3 separate regions of the Mus musculus genome follow, and regions 2 and 3 are each linked to region 1. Evidence: chromatin loops called from intact Hi-C (ENCODE). Cell type or tissue: gastrocnemius. All regions are shown on one strand. Each heading gives the region's core, and the rest is flanking DNA. Links, peaks and the distances in the headings are about the cores only.

Region 1 (5,000 bases), core at 1-5,000:
TCTAAAACTCAGAGTCATCAGGTTGGCACAGCAAGATCTTTTACCTGCAGAGCCATTTCACTAGCCCTCTTTGATTTTTAAAATGCAGTTCCACATCTGCATAATTATTTTTCGGGATTCTTAGAAAGCAATGTTGTATGAAGAAGAAGAGGAGGAGGAGAATGAGAGAGAGAGAGAGAGAGAGAGAGAGAGAGAGAGAGAATAATGTAGTTTAACCAAGACCTTCCTGTCTAAAGGTAATTCATTTCTTGAATTAGCAAATTATCAAATGTCTACTGTAGTGCAGTCAGTATTGATCAGTATTGATTGATTGGTGTGGAATGGCCTCCCAGGCATATGGCTAAGTGAAATGGCCTGGTGCAGCTGATCCTTGGATGTGCTTTTAACTCAGACTGTCTGAGAAAGTAAGCCAGAAGCTGGCTCGGAGCCATGGCTTCTGCTCAAGAGAAGCTGCAGTCAGGTGGAACTGGGCAAGCGGAAGCCTGCATTTCACTACGTGCTCTTACTGTCTAGATTTTTGCTTGTGAATATGTTTTGACAATTTTAAATACCTTATAAATATTTTATACTTGTAATTAAAACAGTCTTATAGTGTGTAATTATATATGATATATACATAGTTATCCATGAGTATGTAAGACATATTATCTTGTATGTCCCTCATTTAGAGGTGTGGTAACAAAGCAGAATTCCTGGCTGCCTTCATCCAGATTTCTCAAATACTTTGTTTTTCTTTTGAGACAGGGTGTCTCTGTGTAGCCCTGGCTGTCCTGGAACTCGCTCTGTAGACCAGGCTGGCCTCGAATTTAGAGATCTGCTTGGCTCTGCTTTCTGAGGAGTGCTGGGATAATGATGTGTGCCACTACCATCTGGTCTTAAAACATTTTTTAAGTCAACGTGTGTGTGTGTGTGTGTGTGTGTGTGTGAGAGAGAGAGAGAGAGAGAGAGAGAGAGAAACAGACAGAGACACAGACAGAGAGAAAGACAAAGGGGAGGAGAGAGAGGGAGGGGGACAGAGAGAGACAGACAGACAGACAGACAATGACTATATACACAGACTGGTAGAAGGCTCAACAGGTAAGGCACGTGCCCCTAAGCCTGAGGACCTATGTGAGGACTTATGTTCAGTCCCAGGACTCACACAACAGAAGAGACCCGACCCTCACAAGCTGTCCTTTGAGATTTGTGCTCAAGCCGTGGTACTTGTGTGCACATACCTGCACTTAAGTGCACACGTGCGCGCGCGCGCGCGCACACACACACACACACACACACACACACACACACACACACACTCTCACTACTGTTGCTTTAAGAGGGCTCCAAGCCGGGCGTGGTGGTGCACGCCTTTAATCCCGGCACTCAGGAGGCAGAGGCAGGCGGATTTCTGAGTTCGAGGCCAGCCTGGTCTACAAAGTGAGTCAGGACAGGACAGCCAGGGCTACACAGAGAAACCCTGTCTCGAAAAAAGCAAAACAAAACAAAACAAAACAAAAAAAGAGGGCTCCAGCAGAGTTAGTAGGCCAGGAGCTGTTATGCTCATTTTCCTTAGAAACTCAGGGATGTTGAACAACTGCCCTCCAGCGAGTTGGCAGTGGCAGAGTGGACGAGTGTGTGGTCCTGGATAACTCACTGGCTGTTCTGACATGGGCAGTGATTTAAATCATACACAGTCCAGTTGTGAAGGGACTAACATAACAGAGTAGGAACAAGTTCACCCCACCTGAGTTGTTTTCCTCATTAAAATAGCTTCTCTTTTCTGAATTTCACTTTCACCGCTGGCTGACTATTCTTGGATTTCTGAAAATTCCGAGTAAGCCTTGGCTTAGCGGAAGTTGTGTGAACAGGGTAATGTGGCATCTCAGGTCTGTTCCTGGAAGGTTTCTGGCTTCCTCCTGTAGCAGAGAGCCAGAAGCAATTTTTAATTTTTAAGCGTAGTTCCTCCTGAGAAAAAGTATCTGTTGGGGAAAAGGCCAAGGGAATTAGAAAATTACCATCCTCCCATCTTCCACCAGGGGGCACCATTTCACCGTATTTTCTTTCGAGGTTTGCTTGTTTTCACTATTCCATAGCAGTCAGTAGAGATGAATTAAAATATAGACAAATACTCAGCCACCACTGCCTGATTTTTTTTTTTTTAAAGAGACTCACTAAGTAGACTGCTACTCAAACTTGTGATCCTCCTGCCTCAGACTCCTGAGTGCTGGCATTACAGGTGTGTACCATTGTGCTTGCTTGAGCAGACTCATGAACTTTCCCAGGTGAAGGGCACCATCACTCAAGGAGGACCCTGAGGACTAACACAGTGTCCTCGGTGAGCCTCTCTGGCTGTGTCAGCCACTGCTTCCTCAGAGAGCTGCTGTTGGACTCGGGTGAGAAGTAGCCCCCCCCCTGCTTTGGGATTGCATCAGTGGGGTTGTGTCATCTGCAGCCTTGCTCCTGACTTTCCCCAGCAGTGGTGTGTAAGAATTAGGCATCTTGGTATGGCTGTATCCATTCATCCCATGTCTTTCTATAGTTTGTTTTATAGTCATATTTTTTTTTCTTTCGAGGCAGGGTCTCACTTTGTAGTGCTGGCCAGCCTAGAACTCAAGAGACTCCCCTGGCTCTGTCTCCTGAGTGCTGGAAATACAAGCTTGCACCATCTCATCCAGGCCACAACCTTGTATGTCCTGTGTTAGCAAACTTCCCATAAAGGTCAAGACAGTCTTCTAAGCTTTATAGGTCCCGCAGTGCCCGGTACAGCTTCCCAGCTCTGCCACCACAGTACATGAGCAGCCACAGCCACATGGGAGTTGACTAATGTGGCTGCCTTCCAATAAAGCTTCAAAAAGAGAACAGATAGTATTTGTCAGCTATGCTTAGGGGCTGGGAAGATGGCTCAGTACGCACTGCTGAGGGTGAAAAAGTGTGGCGACTGAGTCTGGTTCCTGAGCACACATGTAGATGCTGGGCATGGTGGCTTGCCTATACTCTCAGCACTCAGAAGGTGAAGACAAGGGGTTTCCAGAGCAAGCTGGCAGGGAAGACTAGGTGGATCGGTGAGCCTTGGGTGTGAGAGACACTACCTCAGTACATAAGGTGGGCAGTGAGGAAGACTCCTGATGTCACCCTCTGGCCTGTGCATCTGTGTGTTCAAAGAATGGACATACATGCCTACACACATGTACACCATGTGCACATGTACACAAACCAAAACATTTTAAAAAAATAAGATGATTTTTAAAAGAATTAAATGTGCTATCAAGATCAAACTTCTTGAGGTGTCACAAACATCCCTTGAGTGCATTATTTCTCTGTGAAAGAAAATTCCAACAAGGACATTAACAGCCAGCAATCTTCTTTTCTTTATTGTAGTCTCTGGCAAACATTGACGATGTTGTGAACAAAATTAGACTGAAAATAAGGTAAGTAATGCCATATGCTTTTTTAATGAAAGGCATATTGTTAATCTAGTCATATCTGAATCACATTTTTTGATGAAAGCACTGAAATCTCAAATTTAAAAGTAATTCTTCTCTTGTGGCTTTTCATGTAAACTCTATGGCAAAGAGCTTGATTCTTTGGCCAGTGTTTTACTGCCCATACAAAACGAAGGGAGCTGGAACAGACTGTTCAAAAGCAGTTACCATCAGGCGGGCTGTCGTGGTGCACACCGTTAATCCCAGCACTCAGGGGTAGACACAAGTGGATCTCTGAGTTCAGAACCAGCCTATTTTATATAGCCAGGGCTGTACAGTGAGACCCTGTCTTAAAACAAAACAAGACCAAAAAAAAAAAAATCATCAGGGCTGGGAATGTAACTTAGAAGAGTGCTAACCCAGCATAATAACATGAAGCCCCAGATTCAGTCCTAAAAGCATGGCATAAACCCATAAACCACGTATGGGTGCAAACACTTATAGTCTTAGCACGTGGGAGGGAGAGGCAGGAGAGGCAGGAGAGGCAGGAGAATCAGAAGTTCAAGGTCATCTTTGGCTACGTGGTAAGCTTGAGACCTGTCTGGGATTTATGAGACCTTATCAAAAAAAAAAAAAAAAAAAAAAAAAGGAAAAAAGGAGAAAGAAGAAAAGTTAACTTTCAAAGAAGGAATAACTTTTCTATAACGTTTAATGCTTTTATTCTTTAATAGGTTTGCCTATTTTGTAGTACTAAGACCAGCTATGGAGATGAGGTTATATCTTTTGGTCACCTGTAACTATAATATTGAATCTGCAGGTTGACTTAGGTGTGGCCCAGAATTAAACTTTATGGTTAACCCAGAGCCTCACTGTCCATGTCATCATTAGGTGCTTCCTGCCCAGTGGTCTTCTTCTGCCTTATCCACGTCTGCATTTATACATTTGGTACCTGAGAGGTACTAAACAAACGTCTTTTCATTATATAAGTAGCTTGACTACGTTGCTCCAAATTAATTTGGGGAGTTTGTATGTACTCATTTGTTTCCTTTTAAAAATATTTATTTTATAGATGGGGTCTCTCTCTCTCTCTCTCTCTCTCTCTCTCTCTCCCTCTCTTTCTCTCTCTCTCTCTCTATAGTCCCTGGCTGTCTTGGAACTCACTATGTAGACCAGGCTGACTTCAAACTCAGAGATCCACTTGCCTCTGCCTTCAAAGTGATAGTATTTGAATGTGTGTACCACCATATCCAGCTTGGTTTTATTTGACTTTTTTTTGATGAGAAGACATTTTAAAAATTGAAAATGTTCATTTTGAGTCTAGAAGATGAGTTGTTCCCCTCCCCCACCAAGTTCTTTAGATCTTTTGGTAAAGGGCACTGCCATAAATGTGTCGTCCACTGTTGCCTTAGGAAGCACAAAGAGGAGCTAGAGAGGAGGCTTGTTTATTAAAGCACTTGTCGCTCTTAACACGAAGACCTGGGCTTGGCTACCAGCTCCCACACAGTGGCTCACAACCATCTATAACTACTCCTGGGTGATTTGACACTCTCTGCTGACCTCTGCAGGCACTAGGCATACATATGGTACACATGCATACAT
Region 2 (8,204 bases), core at 1,876-6,875, 450 kb after region 1:
ATTCCCAGAATATGGGAGGCAGTCAGAGGCAGATCTCTGAGTTTGAGACCAGCCTGGTCGGCATAGAAAATCCAAGGTACCCAGGCCCATGCAGTTAAACCCTGGCCATATAGACAGACAGACAGACACACAGATATTCTAAAAATAGAAAACTGCAGTGTAGAACATGCAGTGTAAACATGACCCTGTTTGGTCAGTGTTTGGCATATGCTCTAAGGAATCTAGCTAACACAGATATTTGTTGGTTTTGTTTTGTTTTTTGGTTTTTTTTTTTTTTTTTGGTTTTTGGTTTTTGGTTTTTGTTTTGTTTGGGTTTTTTTGGTTTTACAAGACAGGGTTTCTCTGTGTAGCCCTGTCTGTCCTGTAACTCACTCTGTAGACCAGGCTGGCCTCAAACTCTGAAATCTGCCTGTCTCTGCCTCCCAAGTGCTGGGAGTAAAGGCGTGTACCACCACTGTTCGGCAACACAGATCCTTGTATATTCATGTTTATTGCCACTCTACTCTTTAAGCAAGGAGGAATCAACCTAGGTGTCCATGAATAGATACATGGATGTGAAAATGTGGTACACCTGTACGATGGAATCTTATACAATCATGAAGAAAAATTAAATTTGAGCTGGAGCAGTGGCTCAGTGGCTTGGAAAATGCACTGCTCTTTCAGAGGAACTGAGTTCAGCTCCTAGCATCTCTGTCAGGCAGATCACAATTGCCTGTAACCTCAGCTCCAGGAGACCAAACACCCTTTTCTGACAATGTAGGCATCTACACACACATACACACATACACACACACGACACTCACTCACACTATACATACACACACACATTTAAAAAAATGAAGTTTACGGGAATATGCATGAAACCAGAAGTTATTGAAGTGACCCACACAGAGGAAGACATATACAGCATATTCTCTCTGTATATGTGGGATCCCAGCTTTTAATCTGAAGGCATACGTATTTATATGGAGGCAGGAGTTGGGAGAGATTATAAAACTGGAAGGGGGCCCATGGGAGGGGAGAGAGAGGCTCTGAGAAAGGAGGGCTGTGGTAGTTTGAATGAGGAACATCCCCCATAAGCTCACTGTTCAGAGAGATTCAGCTGAGGAAATATGTTGAACAAAAAAAGAACATGTAAAAGATAATACAATACTCAGGCTCTCTTACAACTAATTATGATTTCTTTCTTAAGGCAGCTGTTCTGGCTCTCCTCACTGCCACACGGCTTATAAACGCCATTCTTGGGCTTTTATGATTTATGTATTCATTTTATGTATATGAGTACACCATAGCTGTCTTCAGCCACATTACAGATGGTTGTGAGCCACCATGTGGTTGCTAGGAATAAAACTCAAGAATAGTCAGTGCTCAAGCAGGGCCTGGTGGCACACGCCTTTAATCCCAGAGGCGGATTTCTGAGTTCGAGGCCAGCCTGGTCTACAAAGTGAGTTCTAGGACAGCCAGGGCTACACAGAGAAACCCTGTCTCGGAAAACCAAAAAAAAAAAAAAAAAAAAAAAAAAAAAAAAAAAAAGAATAGTCAGTGCTCTTAATCACTGAGCCGTCTCTCTAGCCCACACCATTCATTTTTTGAACCCGGGTCTCACTGCTTAGCCCTTGAACTCCAGCCCTGGCTAAAGCAAGACTGCATTCAAACAAACAAACAACAACAAACAAAAACAATGAGCAAAACAGGTAATAGATGCCATTCCTTTTGTTGTGTTCTTTTTGCTATAACACATGACTCTTGATAGCATTTGGGCCCTGGCTCAAGTCAATTGTACCAATGCCCCTTGGCATTAACATGATCAAGCCCTTAGCTGTCACATAGATGGGATTCACTATAAAGTTGGGATCCCTAGAAAGTAGCATGTCCTGTTACTGAGCCACGGCCTTTAGGACCTACAACATCAAAGCATGCCAACATTAGAGATACTGCACATATGTTTGCCTGTGAATCCTGTGTCTATAGCATGAGGAGGCCGGAGGAGGCCATTAAGTCCCCTGTACCTGGAACTACAAGAGTTCTGAGCTGCTGTGTGTGTGCTGGGAATGGAAGCTAGGTCCTCTGCAAGAGCAGTCAGTGAGGTGAAACCACTTAGCCTCCTCTCCAACCCTGAATATTTTGAATATACTAAGTAATTTCTGTTGGGAGAAAACTTTTGTAAGACATTTCTATCCTTCCTTGCTTTTTTAAGGCATTTTCTGATTGGATTAATAGAAAGCAGAACAGCCAATAGGGAGACAGGAGGGGGTAGAAGAGACTTACATGGAGGAAGGAACTCTGGGAAGGACTCTGGGAAGGACTCAGATGTGTAGAGAATTCACCCACCAGGCATGGGGAAAGAACAGGTGTGGAGACTGAACACAAAGGAAAGACCTACTGTGGCCGAACATAGATTAGTAAAAATGGGTTAATAGGCGCCTCAGAGAAAAACGTTATAAATGGTGTCCAACGTGTGGGCACGTATATCCAAGGCTAGAGCCCGAGAAAAGTTCCAGACGGAACTTTTTCCGGCGGTAGAAATCCAAACTTAGGCATTGGGCAAGCCAGGCGTTAAAGAAGTGAAAGCGCCTGGGAAGGCGGGAGAACAGATGTGGCTTCCTAGCGACCCAGTCTCGCAGGCCAGTGCTCACAGTGTGGCTCCTTTAAGATGCCCCGCTGTGCAGCAAGTGGGCAGCCAAAGCAGGGTTAGGTTGCAAAAACTGCAGAGCAGGAGACAGTGTCCCTGGAACAAGCACTTCCCGGACAAAGGGCAGAGCCACAGTGTCTCTGGCTGGCTTAAGAATGCTCCCTGTGGGGCTGGAGAGATGGCTCAGTGGTTAAGAGCACCAACTGCTCTTCCAGAGGCCTTGAGTTCAAGTCTCAGCAACCACATGGTGGCTCACAACCATCTGTAATGGGATCTGATGCACTCTTCTGGTGTGTTTCTGAAGTCAGCTACGTGTAATCATAGAAATAACAATAAATAAAAAAAAAAAAAAAAAAAGAATGCTCTCTGTGAATGACTGCCCCTTCCGCGTCAGTAGTGGAGGCCGTAGGGCTAGACCCTTAAGGCTTGGCTCACGTGATCAGAGAATGGCTGCAGGTATGCAGAAAGTCAGGTCCAGACCAAGAATGCCTTTGAACAGGTACAGTATACTTGAAAATGTGCTTAGGTGCTGAAGAAAGAAGAAATTCGATGTAGTTTAAAAATAAAAAGTAGTTTAAAAATAAAAAGTAAAGTCTCCAAAGGAAGGTCAGAGAGCAATAGACATCTTTTGAAAGATGCATGGATGCCAGAGAAACTGAATATACAGTCATAGAATTGCTGAGTTTGAATATAAAAAGCAAAGTCTACGAAGGAAGAGAAAGAGAAACAAGTAAATAAAGATGTTTTGTACCCGGGCATGGTGGCGCGTGCCTTTGATCCCAGCACTTGGGAGGCAGAGGCAGGCGAATTTCTGAGTTCGAGGCCAGCCTGGTCTACAAAGTGAGTTCCAGGACAGCCAGGGATATACAGAGAAACCCTGTCTCGAGACAAACAAACAAAACAAAACAAAAACAAAATGGAAAACACGGGCTGGAGAGAGGTTCTGAGTTCAATTCCCAGCACCCATGTTGTGAACCACTATATATAATGGAATCCGATACCCTCTTTTGATGTGTCTGAAGACACCAACAGTATACTCACATATATAAAATAAAACTTAGCCAGGCAATGATGGTGCACGCCTTTAATCCCAGCACTTGGTAGACAGAGGCTGTCCTGGAACTCACTCTGTAGATCAGGCTCGAAAAACCAAAAATAAATAAATAAAATTTTAAAAAATTGAAAACACAATGAGAGAGGGCACCTGAACCCCATATAATTTTGTTTTGATTATAAGCATACAAATAATTGTATTCTGTAATGATCACAGTTCTTTTTATTATTAGTATGTATGTATGTATGTATGTATGTATGTATTTATTTGGTTTTTCTGGAGACAGGGTTTCTCTGTGTAGCCCTGGCTGTCCTGGAACTAACTCTGTAGACCAGGCTGGCCTCGAACTCAGAAATCCGCCTGCCTCTGCCTCCCGAGTGCTGGGATTAAAAGTGTGCACCACCACTCCCGGCTGATCACAGTTCTTTATAACCTCTCAGAAAATAAGAATAAGGCAGACTTAGATAAGGGAAGAACTGAGGAATAGATTACTAGATTAAAGGCCATGGAACAGAAATTATAGGCTTCTTTAAATCAGAGTAAAGCAGCTGATAAATCCAATCTAAAGCCTATGGTGCCACCTTGTGACAAGAATGCAGAATGGCAACCCATAGAGATGCAATATTCTGAAGTAAGAGTATAGATTATGTTTAATGATTCCAGCTTAGAGCAATGTCATCCAATAGCTTATATATTTCATTTTGTACAGTTTGTAGTCTTAAAGTATGTATATGTGTTACTACATCATACAATTGATTCCTATTCAGGATTTCAAGAGGCTTTTACCTAAAGCTCTAAAAAGGATGATTCTAAGATTGCACATTTATTAGAGTTGGTAGCTATCTTGTAGATTCCTTTGCAGATTGAAGCTGATGATGCCCTGGCATGTGTATCCATTAGAGTACAACAACTTTTTTAGACATAGTGGTTGTACTGGCTGGTTTTGTGTGTCTACTTGACATAGCTGGGGCTATCACAGAGAAAGGAGCTTCAGTTGGGGGGGGGATCTCCATGAGATCCAGCTGTGGGGCATTTTCTCAATTAGTGATCAAGGGGGGCCCTTGTGGGTGGTGCCATCCCTTGGCTGGAAGTCTTAGGTGCTACAAGAAAGCAAGCTGAACAAAGCAAGCCAGTAAGTAACATCCCTCCGTGGCCTCTGCATCAGCTCCTGCTTCCTGACCTGCTTGAGTTCCAGTCCTGACTTCCTTGGTGATGAACAGCAGTATGAAAGTGTAAGCTGAATAAACCCTTTCCTCCCCAACTTGCTTCTTGGTCATGATGTTTTGTCCAGGAATACAAACCCTGACTAAAGCCGGGCGTGGTGGCACACGCTTTAATCCCAGCGCTCAGGAGGCAGAGGCAGGCTCATTTCTGAGTTCGAGGCCAGCCTGGTCCACAAAGTGAGTTCCAGGACATCCAGGGCTATACAGAGAAACCCTGCCTCGAAAAAGAAAAAAAGAAAAAGAAGCCAGGCATGGTGGCACACGCCTTTAATCCCAGCACTTGAGAGGCAGAGGCAGGCGGATTTCTGAGTTCGAGGCCAGCCTGGTCTACAGGCTGGTCCAGGACAGCCAGGGCTATACAGAGAAACCCTGTCTCGAAAAACCAAAAAAAAAAAAAAAAAAGAAACCCTGACTAAGACAGTGGCTTAGAACATATTACAGATATATATTATAATCCTACTGGTGAGACAACTGTAAAAAAGTTCTAACTACAGCGTGAAGATGCTCATAGAACAAGAGCAGAATATGAGATCTACCAGAGACAGATTAAATAATACTTTATTGACTTCAAAAATTTTAAATGACAATGAGTCAGGTAGCACAGCTATTGAAAAAAACTCTGGATTTTAGAAAGAACTGTTGCGTTAAATCAGCCTATATATGTTATAACCTCAGACTGGGAAGTCAGGAAATGTGTTGCATTATGGGAGAGCTTATGCCTTTGTTTCAACAGAAAATGAAAAGCTGTGGACTCCTTCAAAATGAATAAAGATCAGATTAGACTGGGGTGGGAAGAGACCTCCTGAAAATCTTGACTGCAAACAGGAAGAAACCCAAAAGAATGAACAAGGGATGGATGGGGATGCTGCTCCCTCTGCACGGGGACAGCCCTGAGACTGCTGAGACGTGCAGGTCTATACAAGGCCAATAAACTTTCTTGGTGACAGTCATCAGGACTTGCATGCCATCCCTCCATATGGCATAGATGGAGATTTATATTAAAGTGTGGCTGTACAGACTTACAAAGTCTGATGCCTTTCATCTGAACCATCTTTAGCTGACTTGTGCACAAAGAACATTCCATACATGTGTTAATGCAGAGATGTATATTATCTAAAAGCTTCTGCTTTCAGAGCAAAAGGACGAGACACCAATGAAGACAAGTAGCTCAGGTGATCCAGCCTCACATGCTGTTTCCTCAAAAATTTACAGCCAGGGGCTGGTGAGATGGCTCAGTGGGTAAGAGCACCCGACTGCTCTTCCGAAGGTCTGGAGTTCAAATCCCAGCAACCACATGGTGGCTCACAACCATCTGTAACAAGATCTGACGCCCTCTTCTGGAGTGTCTGAAGACAGCTACAGTGTACTTACATATAATAAATAAATAAGTCTTTAAAAAAAAAAATTTACAGCCAGGAAAACCTCAAAATGGCTAGTTAAGATGGTCCAGCCTCACACACTGTCCAGCCAGGACTTCAGTTAAGCCCTCCCTGAAAGTCTTCATCACAAGAGACTGGACAGCAAATGATACAGCTTGCTTTCCCAGGATTGGGCATTATCCCAATTTTCATAGGATTCCCAAAAGATACCACTGACAGTAGTAAGCAGGCTTAAGAGAATGAAGTCCCCATTCCCAAGAGGTGGGGTGGGTGGTTATGGGTTGTTGGTTGAGTTGCTGATGTCGTTTGGGGAGGTTGGTCATAAGTTGTTAATGATCTTGGCTAGGGAGGAAACAAAGTAAAGGAGATCTGTCTCAGGCATCACTTTTTCTTTTCCTTTCCTCTATCCTTCTTTTTCTCCTATCCAGTGTTGGGGAAGAGAGGATGATAAGGAAAGTGTGTGTGTGTGGTGGGGGGTATGGGGATGGTGCGATGAAAGGGTAGATTATTCAATCTACTTTTAAAAAAGGATTTACTATGCCGGACTGTGGTGGCACACGCCTTTAATCCCAGCACTTGGGAGGCAGAGGCAGGTGGATTTCTGAGTTTGAGGCCAGCCTGGTCTACAAAGTGAGTTCCAGGACAGCCAGGGCCATACAGAGAAACCCTGTCTCGAAAATCAAACAAACAAAAAAAGATTTACTTATGTAATTGAGTACACTGTAGCTGTATTCAGACACACCAGAAGAGTGCATCAGATCCCATTACAGATGGTTGTGAGCCACCAAGTGGTTGCTGGGAATTGAACTCAGGACCTCTGGAAGAGCAGTCAGTGCTCTTAATCACTGAGCCATCTCTCCAGTTCTATTCAGTCTACTTTTAGACTAAAAAACAACTACTAGACTCAAATAGTTTACATTGGTATGGATTTTTGTACGATAGATTTTTTTTTTTTTTTTTTTTTTTTTTTTTTTTTTGTTTTTCGAGACAGGGTTTCTCTGTGTAGTCCTGGCATGCGCCACCACGCCCGGCTCTATGATAGAAATTTAAGGTTAGTTTTGGTACAACATATTACATGTTTCACCTTTTGTTTTAAGGTATTGTACCTATGTAACTATCTAAAATGTAAAGCTCTAGTTCTTTTGAACACTACTATTACAAACTGTTTAGGATAATTAAGAATTGCAAGATAGTAGTCAGTCAAACTCGTGGTCATGTTATGTACAGGTTTAGTTTATTACAAAAATAAGCTTTTATTTAGCCTATTGCAGATGTTTTCAAAGTAAAATAGTAAATAGCTAGAAACAAGCAACATTTGCCTATTCAGATATACTTTAGATAGATGATCTTCAAACCCTTCAGATATCTACAGAATATGGCATTTAAGATGTTTTAATAAGGGCTGGATGGCTCGGTGGTTAAGAGCACCAACTGCTCTTCTGAAGGTCCTGAGTTCAAATCCCAGCAACCACATGGTGGCTCACAAACATCTGTAATGAGATCTGACGCCCTCTTCTGGTGCATCTGAAGACAGCTACAGTGTACTTATATATAATAATAAATAAATCTTTTTTTTAAAAGTTAAGGTTAGCTTTATTGAATTATTTTAAACAAGACAAATAAAATTCTGGTTCAGTACTAAGATTCCCAGAAATTTTTTAGTTTTATAATGGGAGAATATGAATATAAACTTTTTACTCTTTTGTGCAAAACAAAGCAAATATAATCAAAATTGTTCAGCACAGAAATGCTGCTATGTCACAGTCTGACGGGTCCAATCTACCACAAATTTTCAGTGTTTATGTTAGAATCATGAGTTCTTCCTTGACAAGCCGCCTTTCCTGTCACTTGAATGAACATTAAAAGTCCAGGGTGTTTTTTAAGTGATCAAAGAGCAAACTAACACAATTCGGGGC
Region 3 (8,204 bases), core at 1,876-6,875, 390 kb after region 1:
AGCCAGTGAGACGATCCAGCAGCCAAGTCTGAAGACCCAATTAAAGTCCCATAACCACCATGGTGGAAGGAGAAAGCTGACTCCTGCAAGTTGTCCTCTGGCCTCCACAGTGAACGCCCTGGCACATGTAATGTGCACACATCTGTACAAACAAATGTAATAATAATGTGGCTGTCAGAGCCACCCAGGAAATTGCATCCCTGCTCCCATGCAGCCAGCGTGTGACCCCTCCTCCTCCTCTTCCCACAGCCGCCCTGGGTACGCTGGACTTCAGTCTGCTCTATGACCAGGAGAACAACGCACTGCACTGCACCATCAGCAAGGCCAAGGTAGGCTCTGCGCCAGCCTCAGCTCGGGGTTCAGGAAGGAGGCAGGGTCCTGCCCGTCCATCTGTCCAGACTTCCCTGGTGTCCCTGCTATATAGAGTGCAGCTGCCCACTTCCCAGATTGGCCAGAGTGGGATAGGGTGGGATTACAGAAAGCCAGGCAGCTTTTGGAGCCTGGGAGGGGTCGCTGAGGAAGGGGGAGATATGGAGAATGTCTTGCGGGGGTTGGGGGAGACAAAGGAGGTTGGATTCCACTGTCCCCGGGTCTCTCCAAGTTCCAGCTGCTAGGCTCCCTAGAGTCCCTAAGAAGTTTCTATGCTGGAAGTCACAGGTACTACTGAAGAAGCTAGGCTCTAGGCAGGGTGGTAGCCATTGGGTCTGAACCCCAGAGGTCCTCTAAGCCTTTCTGTGGAGGGTTGTGGACATCTATAGACCTAGAGAGACTGGTCAGACCCTATTCCCTGTGTCCCTCTGTGGCTCTGCATTGAACCTGCGTCTGTTCCATGGTCTCATCCACACCGTTCCCTTCACACTGCTCCCTCTGGGAGAAAGGTGCCAAAGCTGATGTTTTCCAGAAAGGTAAGGGCCCGTGTGGCCATTAGAGAGCCTTGTAGGACTGTGGAAAGGCCTGGGCCAGCCCAGCACACATGGAATAGCTTCCAAGTGCTGCCTGGCCTAGGCCTCACTTAGCACCCCCAACCTGTTGTATCTTCCTGCCCTTCTTTCTGACCCACCTTGCCACTGAGGGGCTGCCCTTGGCTCTGTGCCTAGAGGGACACCCCATGCCATATCTCTACCCAGCCTGGGTCACTCATGTGAACTGCCATGGGCAATTATGAGAACCATCTACATTGGGCTCAGGGCCCAGGCTGGGTACTTGAAGGCCCTGCCACTCCATCCTGCATCCCTGCTCACTCCTCTGATTCCTTTTTAGGGTGTGATAGCCCATCAGAGCTGAGCACCTGGTAACCCCAACCTGGCAAGGGAGAGGCAGACTGCAGGGCCAGGCAGAGCCCATCCTACCCTTCCTCCTGGCTTAGCAGAGCTTGTCTGGCTTGGGGACCAGCTGTCAGATCACTCTGGTAGAGGCCAGTTTCCCTTGCCCCATCTCAGAGCCTGGGGTTCCTGCTGCCTTCTCCCTGTTCCCGGTGTGTGTGTGTGTGTGTGTGTGTGTGTGTGTGTGTGTATGTGTATCCGTGCCTGTGTGCACAGATCATCTTGGGTACTGGTGTACATGGAGGTGAGGACCAGAGGCCTATGAACCATGGTGACCCTGTTCTTCTCTGTAAGTGTCTACAAAAAGGAGGACAGGCCTGGGAAATACTGAGGCCCCAGAGGGGAGCCACAGAGTTTAAACTGAAGAGGGGCAGGGTTCACACGCAGAGCCTCATGGGAATCCATGGTATATGGACTTCCTAGGCTGCCTTCTGACTTGGTGTCTTAGTTAATTTTCTGTTGCTATGATAAAACACTGACCAAAAGCAACTTGAGAAGGAAAGGGCTTGTTTTTATCTCCCAGCTTGTATCTTCATCATCCAGGGAACTCAGGGCAAGTACCTGGAGACAGGAGCTGATGTAGAGGCCAGTGAGGAGTGCTGCTTACTGCCTTGTTCCTCATGGCTTGCTTTCTTCTTAGCCAACCTAGGGGGACATTTTCTCTTCTCAAATGAAACCCACCTTGCACCAGGTTGACATAAAACTAACCAGGTCACTTGGTCACCGTCATCCCCCAGGAGAGGATGTATCTCAGTTGGTTATCTGTAACAGGACTCACCTCACACCGGGTGTGGCTGGTGAGCCAGGTAGAAATAATACACTTGGCACCCAGCACTTTGTCTAACACTGTCTTGCAGGGTACTGCCAAGGAACACACAGGTAAACTTAAGGCTCACCATTCCAAGCAGTGCCCAGGAGAACCCCAACAGAGCCACAGCACTGGGAGACCAGGGTTACTTCTTAACTGTGATAAAATATCACACACAGGAAACTTAGCAGCCGAATGCTGGGGTGGCTATATTCCATCGCTGCCGGCCATCCCCGAGCCTCTGAGCCTGCCAAGCTGAAACGCCTTGCCCTCAGAACAGCTGCCTATCTCCCCTTGCCACTCCTTACTGGCACAAGCTGCCCCTCCCCATTGTCTGCAGGGACCTTGCAGGGACAAAGTCATGCAGTTTCTGTCCCTGTGCACCAGGCCATCTCACCTTATGGTGTCTCTCTAGGCTGAGCACTAGGAACCCCAACTTTGACTAACCAAAAAGTCCCAGTCCCTAATACCTAGTGAACAGTAGCCCCTGGGCAGTGCAAGGATGACAAGAACTTGGCTGGGGGGAGTCTATCCTCTGTAAGCCAGGTCCTCTCAATGCTAGTAGTATGGCCTCATATAGCATCTCCCTGTCCATCTCTGGGACAGTGACACCTACTTTTATCGCTTGGCAACACAAAAAGCTGATGGGATCTGCCTGAGACAACCCCTTTCCTACCTGTGGCCGAGCACAGCCTCCTTCCCCTCTCCTGGATTCAGTCAGCTCCTGGGGGCTATCCACGTAGGCCCCTGCAGGGCAGACCCTAGACTCAGGGGACAGGGATGCTGCCTGAGCTAGTGTCATTGTGTGAACCCAGCCTCTGGCTGAACCCATCATCCCTTACTTCTTCTACACCAGTGTGTGGTGCTCTGGGATGCCCAGGGACCTGCTAGGTAGACGGGTGTGAAAGTAACATCAGGGACCAACCATAGACTAGGGAGCCAACGGGCAGAGCATACCTCATTGCCAGCTTAGCATGACAGCTGCCCCTGTCCCAGCCAGCCCTTGTGGATGCCCCAGGGCCTCAGAAGTTGGACTGGTATGTATTTGCACTATCTCTGGCCAGTCTCCTGCCTCAAAGATCTACAAGGGCAAAGAGAAACCCGTGAAAATGTTGTAAACATAAGCAAATGTGCAAGAAGTAGAAATAAAACAGAAACCCACATTTGTCCCCTACTGAGGCTGGGCCCCCAGATCCCCCACCCCCCCAGGGCAGCTCCCTGGGGGTAGGATCTGGCAGTGAGTGTGAATGGCCACCATTATCAAGGTACACACACTTCCTCCAGGTCAAGCCTCAGTAGCTCTGAGCCTAGCTTAAATCCCTACCCTCACCCAGCTACTTCTCTGATACTGTCTGAGAGCCTGGAAAGGGGAGAGGAGTCGCACCCATTCGCCCACACCTGCATTCCTCCTTGTTCTGTTCCACTCAGACTGTGGGAATGATTAACGCTTCCCCTGTGATAAAGCTGAGACTATTGAGTCTAACTAGAAAGTTCAGAGGCCTGGGGACACACAGAAGAGAAATGATGGGTGGGTGCCCCACCTGAGAGCTCCTTCAAGCCCATAGAGCTGGACCTGGAAGAAAGATCTGGGGCACAGTCTTAGGGTTTTACAGCTGTGAACAGGCGCCATGACCAAGGCAACTCTTATAAAAGGCAACATTTAATTGAAGTTGGCTTACAGGTTCAGAGGTTCAGTCCATTATCATCAAGGTGGGAGCATAGCAGCGTCCAGGCAGATGTGGGGCTGGAGGAACTGAGAGTTCCACCTCTTGTTCTGAAGGCAGCTAGATTAAGACTGGTCTTAAAGCCCACACCCACAGTGACACACTTTCTCCAACAAGGCCACACTCACTCCAACAAGGCCACATCTCACTCCAACAAGGCCACATCTCCATATAATGTCACTCTTTGGGCCAATCATATTCAAACTACCACAGCCATCTGGCCAGGAATGGAGCCATTCCAGACGTGTGCATCTGGAATATAGTCCACGCACACCTCTGCTGCCTCCCTATTCCCCACCCCCATAGGCCTTCAGCACCAGAAAGGAGTAAACTTAATTCCCAGGCTAGCTGAGCCCTTGTGAGTCCCCTACCCTAAGCTGTACATTCCTGGGCTGGCGGAAGAAACTGAAGTCAAAGTTATCAAGGGGTGCCATCTTGTGGAAGGACACTCCATGGCAGGCAGCCGGTGACTTCTAGGGACACCAACCAGCAAATGCAGAAGGAAATGGCAGCTGACCTCCCGGACTCGGACCGAAGTGCCTTCCCAGCATCCACAGGAATGTAGGGATGAGTGTACAGCCAATCATGGAGACTTGGGGTCAGAGAGGGAAGACCCAACAAGGAGTGGTGTCTGGAAAGTGGGGAGAGAGACAGGCCTCCCCAAGTTTAGAGTGAGGTGTGTCTTCTGGGTTCAGTTTGTCAAGAAAGTAAGAAATGAAAAGCCCCAGGGGCCAGAGTGTGGGAGAGGGAAGCCACCCCAGCACTGTTAGGCCTTATCTTCAGGGAGACTGGAAATGTCAGAGAGGAGGCCCTGCTCAGCAGGCCTCTTGTTTCCCCTCTCTCAACTCACACCCTCTCTGGTCTCTACTCAGGGCCTGAAGCCGATGGACCACAATGGACTGGCTGATCCCTACGTCAAACTACACCTGCTGCCTGGAGCCAGCAAGGTGAGGGTTTCTACCCCAGGCATGGCCCTGGCTTGGCACTCATGGTCTCCCTGGAACCTCACAAGTCCATTACCTATATGCCCCAGAGAATGTCCCACTTACATTTCCCACGAAGCCATTTTAGCCTGGAGTTCATATTACAAAAAAAAAAAAAAAAAAGAAAGAAAGAAAAGAAAAGAACTCCTTGGGGTCAGATGTGACAACACATGCCTTTCATATAGCACTCAGGAAGCAGAGGCAATAGATAGAGTCCCATGTGTTAAAGGTCAGACTGGCCTACATACATAGTGAAGCTCAGGCCAGCCCGGGATGCAGGGGTGCATAGCGCCTGCCTGCAAGACCTTCAGTGTGTTGATGGACTTCAGTGTGTTGTGGCTTCACAATGGGGACTGTGTGGGAGGCATTAGCCTGGTTTATTTGACACAGAACCCCTGTTCCTGCTCCCCTGCCGGGCGACCCAGTAGAGGCAATATTTCACCCATAAGGTGTTCACTAGGAAAGCATGGGTTACAGGCAGAGTGAAGACCCTGAGCAAAGGGGAGGGGAACGAAGGTGATCCAGGAAAGTGGTCCAGTTGTGCCACTGGCTTTGGATACACTGCCAGTCTTAATATGGAACTCTCTTATGGGGAAGAGGGCCGGGGCTGCAGTCTTGGGTCAGGCTAATGCCTGTTAAGTTGGACATTTCAACTTTCCAGTTGGAATGAGTCACAGAGCAACCTCCCATTCCCTACAGGACCACCCCATAGCCACCACCTCTGTTCTGTTACTGTTGCCAGAGTCTGGGGGCAGGATGCTTCACACATTAATTTTCTGTGGTTACCTCAACAAGTTCTCACCGCTTGGCCATTTAAACATGCCCATCGCCTGCCTCCCTGGTCTGCTGGTCATCAGCCAGGCAGGTTGCACTGACTGACTGGACCAGAAGTCGAGATGCCAGCAGGACTGTGTCCAGTCTGGGGACAGTCATTCCCTCTCCTGTCCAAATAGAGGCTGCACACTTCCCCAGCTGAGCAGGCCCTGTCTCTCCTGACTCTACTTTTACTGCTAGTGACCTTGTGACCACAGGGCTATTTGAATGCCTCCAATAAGCTTGCTGGTTTTAAGTCAGCTAAATAACAGTGTCGGTTTCACCTTCTGCCCTCAGGTCCCTTCCCCTGTGTCAGATAGTACCTCTGTGAATGGAAGGACCAGGCCTGCCACCTTTGAGGCCACACTCATTCAGGATCAAAATAAGATCACTCTGTCTTTTTCCAGGCAAATAAGCTCAGAACAAAAACTCTTCGGAACACCCTGAACCCCTCGTGGAACGAGACCCTCACTTATTACGGAATCACGGATGAGGACATGGTCCGAAAGACCCTGAGGTGGGTGAGGGCCCCTGTGCCTACACCCCACCCGGGGACGCCCTACCGCTTGTGAATTCCCACTGACTGTGGAAGCCCATCGCCCCCAGGATCTCCGTGTGTGATGAGGACAAATTCCGCCACAATGAGTTCATTGGAGAGACTCGGGTGCCCCTGAAGAAGCTGAAGCCCAATCACACCAAGACATTCAGCATCTGCCTGGAGAAGCAGCTGCCGGTGAGTGGAAGAAGGCTCTGGCACCGCAGCCGTGCAGGAGTTTACTGAGCAGCTACTATGTGACAATACTGTGTTTCAGGCACAGTTGCAGGGAGATGGAAGGAACTTGCTTCCTGTTGATGGCACAGGAGTGGGGATAATTCATGGAGCAGAGAGCATAGTGGAGGGGGCAAGTCTAGGAGGGGACATCACAGAAGTGGCAGGGCACCTTCCACAAGTGACAAGGTAACAATTCTTGTGGCGCTGAGGACTAAATCTAAGACCTGAGTAATTAAGAAGAGCTCTTCCACTGAGCTGCGTTCCAGCCCTTTTAAAGTTTTACTTTTAGAAAAATTTTAAATGTTCTAAATGTGTATGTAATGTAGTGTATATGAATATATATGTATGTGTGTAGTCTATGTGAGTGTGTGTGCAGTGGGTAGAAGTGTGAATATGTAAGCTTATATGTAACATAATGCATATGAGTATACGCAGGTGTGTGTGTATAATGTATGTGAGTGTGTGCTTATATGTAATGTGGTGTGTGTGAGTATATACATGTGTGTGTATATGTGTAGTCTATGTGAGTGTGTGTGCAGTGGGTAGATATGTGACTATATAGGCTTGTATGTAACATAACGTGAATGAGTATGTGCAAGGGTGTGTGTGCACGCACACACACACGCGCATATGGTCTATGTGAATATGTGTGCAGTGGGCAGATGTGTGAATGTGTAGACTTGTATGTAACTTAGTGTTATGAGTGTATTCATGTGTGTTCACATGTGTGTGGGGTGTCTATGTGAGTGTGCGTGCAGTAGGCAAATGTGTGAATGTGTAGGCCTGCCATCAACACAAGAGTGTCTTCTTTAATGGCTCTCCTCCTCACTTTTTGAGACAGGTTCCCACTGAGCCCAGCGCTCACTAACTACTCTTACTAGCCAGTGATCTTGGACTCTCCTGTGTCCACCCCCCGTTGCTAGGATTTCAGATTTGAGCCACCAAGCCCAGCTTCCCAGTGATGCTAAGGACCCACTCTTACATGGCAGGCACTTGGCTGTACTAGCCTTGAGCTTCCTCTACAGCTCAGATTGGCAGTAAACTCTTTTTTGTTCTGTTGTTTGTTTGTTTTTTATATTTAAGTCATGATTTCTCTGTGTAGCCCTGGCTGTCATGGAACTCACCCTGTACACCAGGCTGGCCTTGAACTCAGAAATCTGTCTGCTTCTGGGATAAAGGTGGGTGGCTTCCTCCACCACCTGGCTGACAGTGAACTCTTGATCCTCCTGTCTCAACTTCCTCAGTCACTAAGAGTGGCTCAAGGCAGGGCATGGTGTTATTTTAACAGGTTCCCTGCCTGGTGGGCTCAGAATGGCCAGAAGCAGAGGAAGGCGAGGGTTGATCCAAGAACCAGATACAATGGGCTGGATGGAGACAAAGGCCTGCCGCCAGGGCAATTCCAATTCCTTCACTAAGGACAACTCAATTGGAGCGTGTTAGGCCAGGAGAGCCATGAGATGCCCAGAGGAGACAGCACATAATTCTCTCTGAGACATTGTAATTGTTCAGCATGATGTCATGACAAATTTGGCCCCCAGTTGTCTTCAGCAGCTGAGCCCTCCCAGAGCCTTGGTGCCTGTTCCTTTCCAATCACTTTCCTGTCTGCCTTCTCACTTCATCTCTCCTTCCTCTGGTTTATAGGGCAGAGGGTCTAAGGAGCCCCAGTGCTCAAGGCTAAAGACAGGCTAAGCCCTTTATCTCCTAATGTCAGGACATGTCTGTTTACTCAAAGCCTAAGCCAAACAGAGGAATCCCAGCATTTAATCCCTGTGTGCCAGGCCC

Evidence for each region. Hi-C counts contacts between places; a loop is a spot of excess contacts. Peaks named below come from ENCODE experiments on the same cell type or tissue, not always from the same donor. Only the 100,000 strongest peaks of a DNase experiment are listed, where the experiment ranks them.
Region 2: it touches region 1 in a loop (2.2-fold over the local background); 6 of 42 quality-filtered maps call a loop at or near these places.
Region 3: it touches region 1 in a loop (4-fold over the local background); 24 of 42 quality-filtered maps call a loop at or near these places.

Annotation. Positions count from the first base shown.
Region 1 is chr11:76,164,606-76,169,605 of GRCm38, reverse strand. Vps53 (VPS53 GARP complex subunit) reads left to right here. Exons shown (of 22, transcript NM_026664.4): 3 at 3,358-3,407. The region is part of intron 2 of Gm46252 (a long non-coding RNA gene); the gene reads right to left. Among named protein-coding and RNA genes, the nearest start is that of Vps53, 13 kb to the left of the region's middle. In gastrocnemius, for the core only: a CTCF peak has its summit at 2,017 (motif pointing right); DNase peaks (open chromatin) are centred at 421, 2,026 and 2,307; H3K27ac peaks cover 683 bases.
Region 2 is chr11:75,710,213-75,718,416 of GRCm38, reverse strand. No RefSeq gene overlaps it. Among named protein-coding and RNA genes, the nearest start is that of Ywhae, 19 kb to the left of the region's middle. In gastrocnemius, for the core only: a CTCF peak has its summit at 4,283 (motif pointing left); a DNase peak (open chromatin) is centred at 2,686; H3K4me3 peaks cover 473 bases; H3K27ac peaks cover 759 bases.
Region 3 is chr11:75,778,218-75,786,421 of GRCm38, reverse strand. Doc2b (double C2, beta) reads left to right here. Exons shown (of 9, transcript NM_007873.3): 2 at 250-329; 3 at 4,727-4,801; 4 at 6,058-6,167; 5 at 6,257-6,383. Among named protein-coding and RNA genes, the nearest start is that of Gm12339, 13 kb to the left of the region's middle. In gastrocnemius, for the core only: a CTCF peak has its summit at 4,295 (motif pointing left); a DNase peak (open chromatin) is centred at 4,292.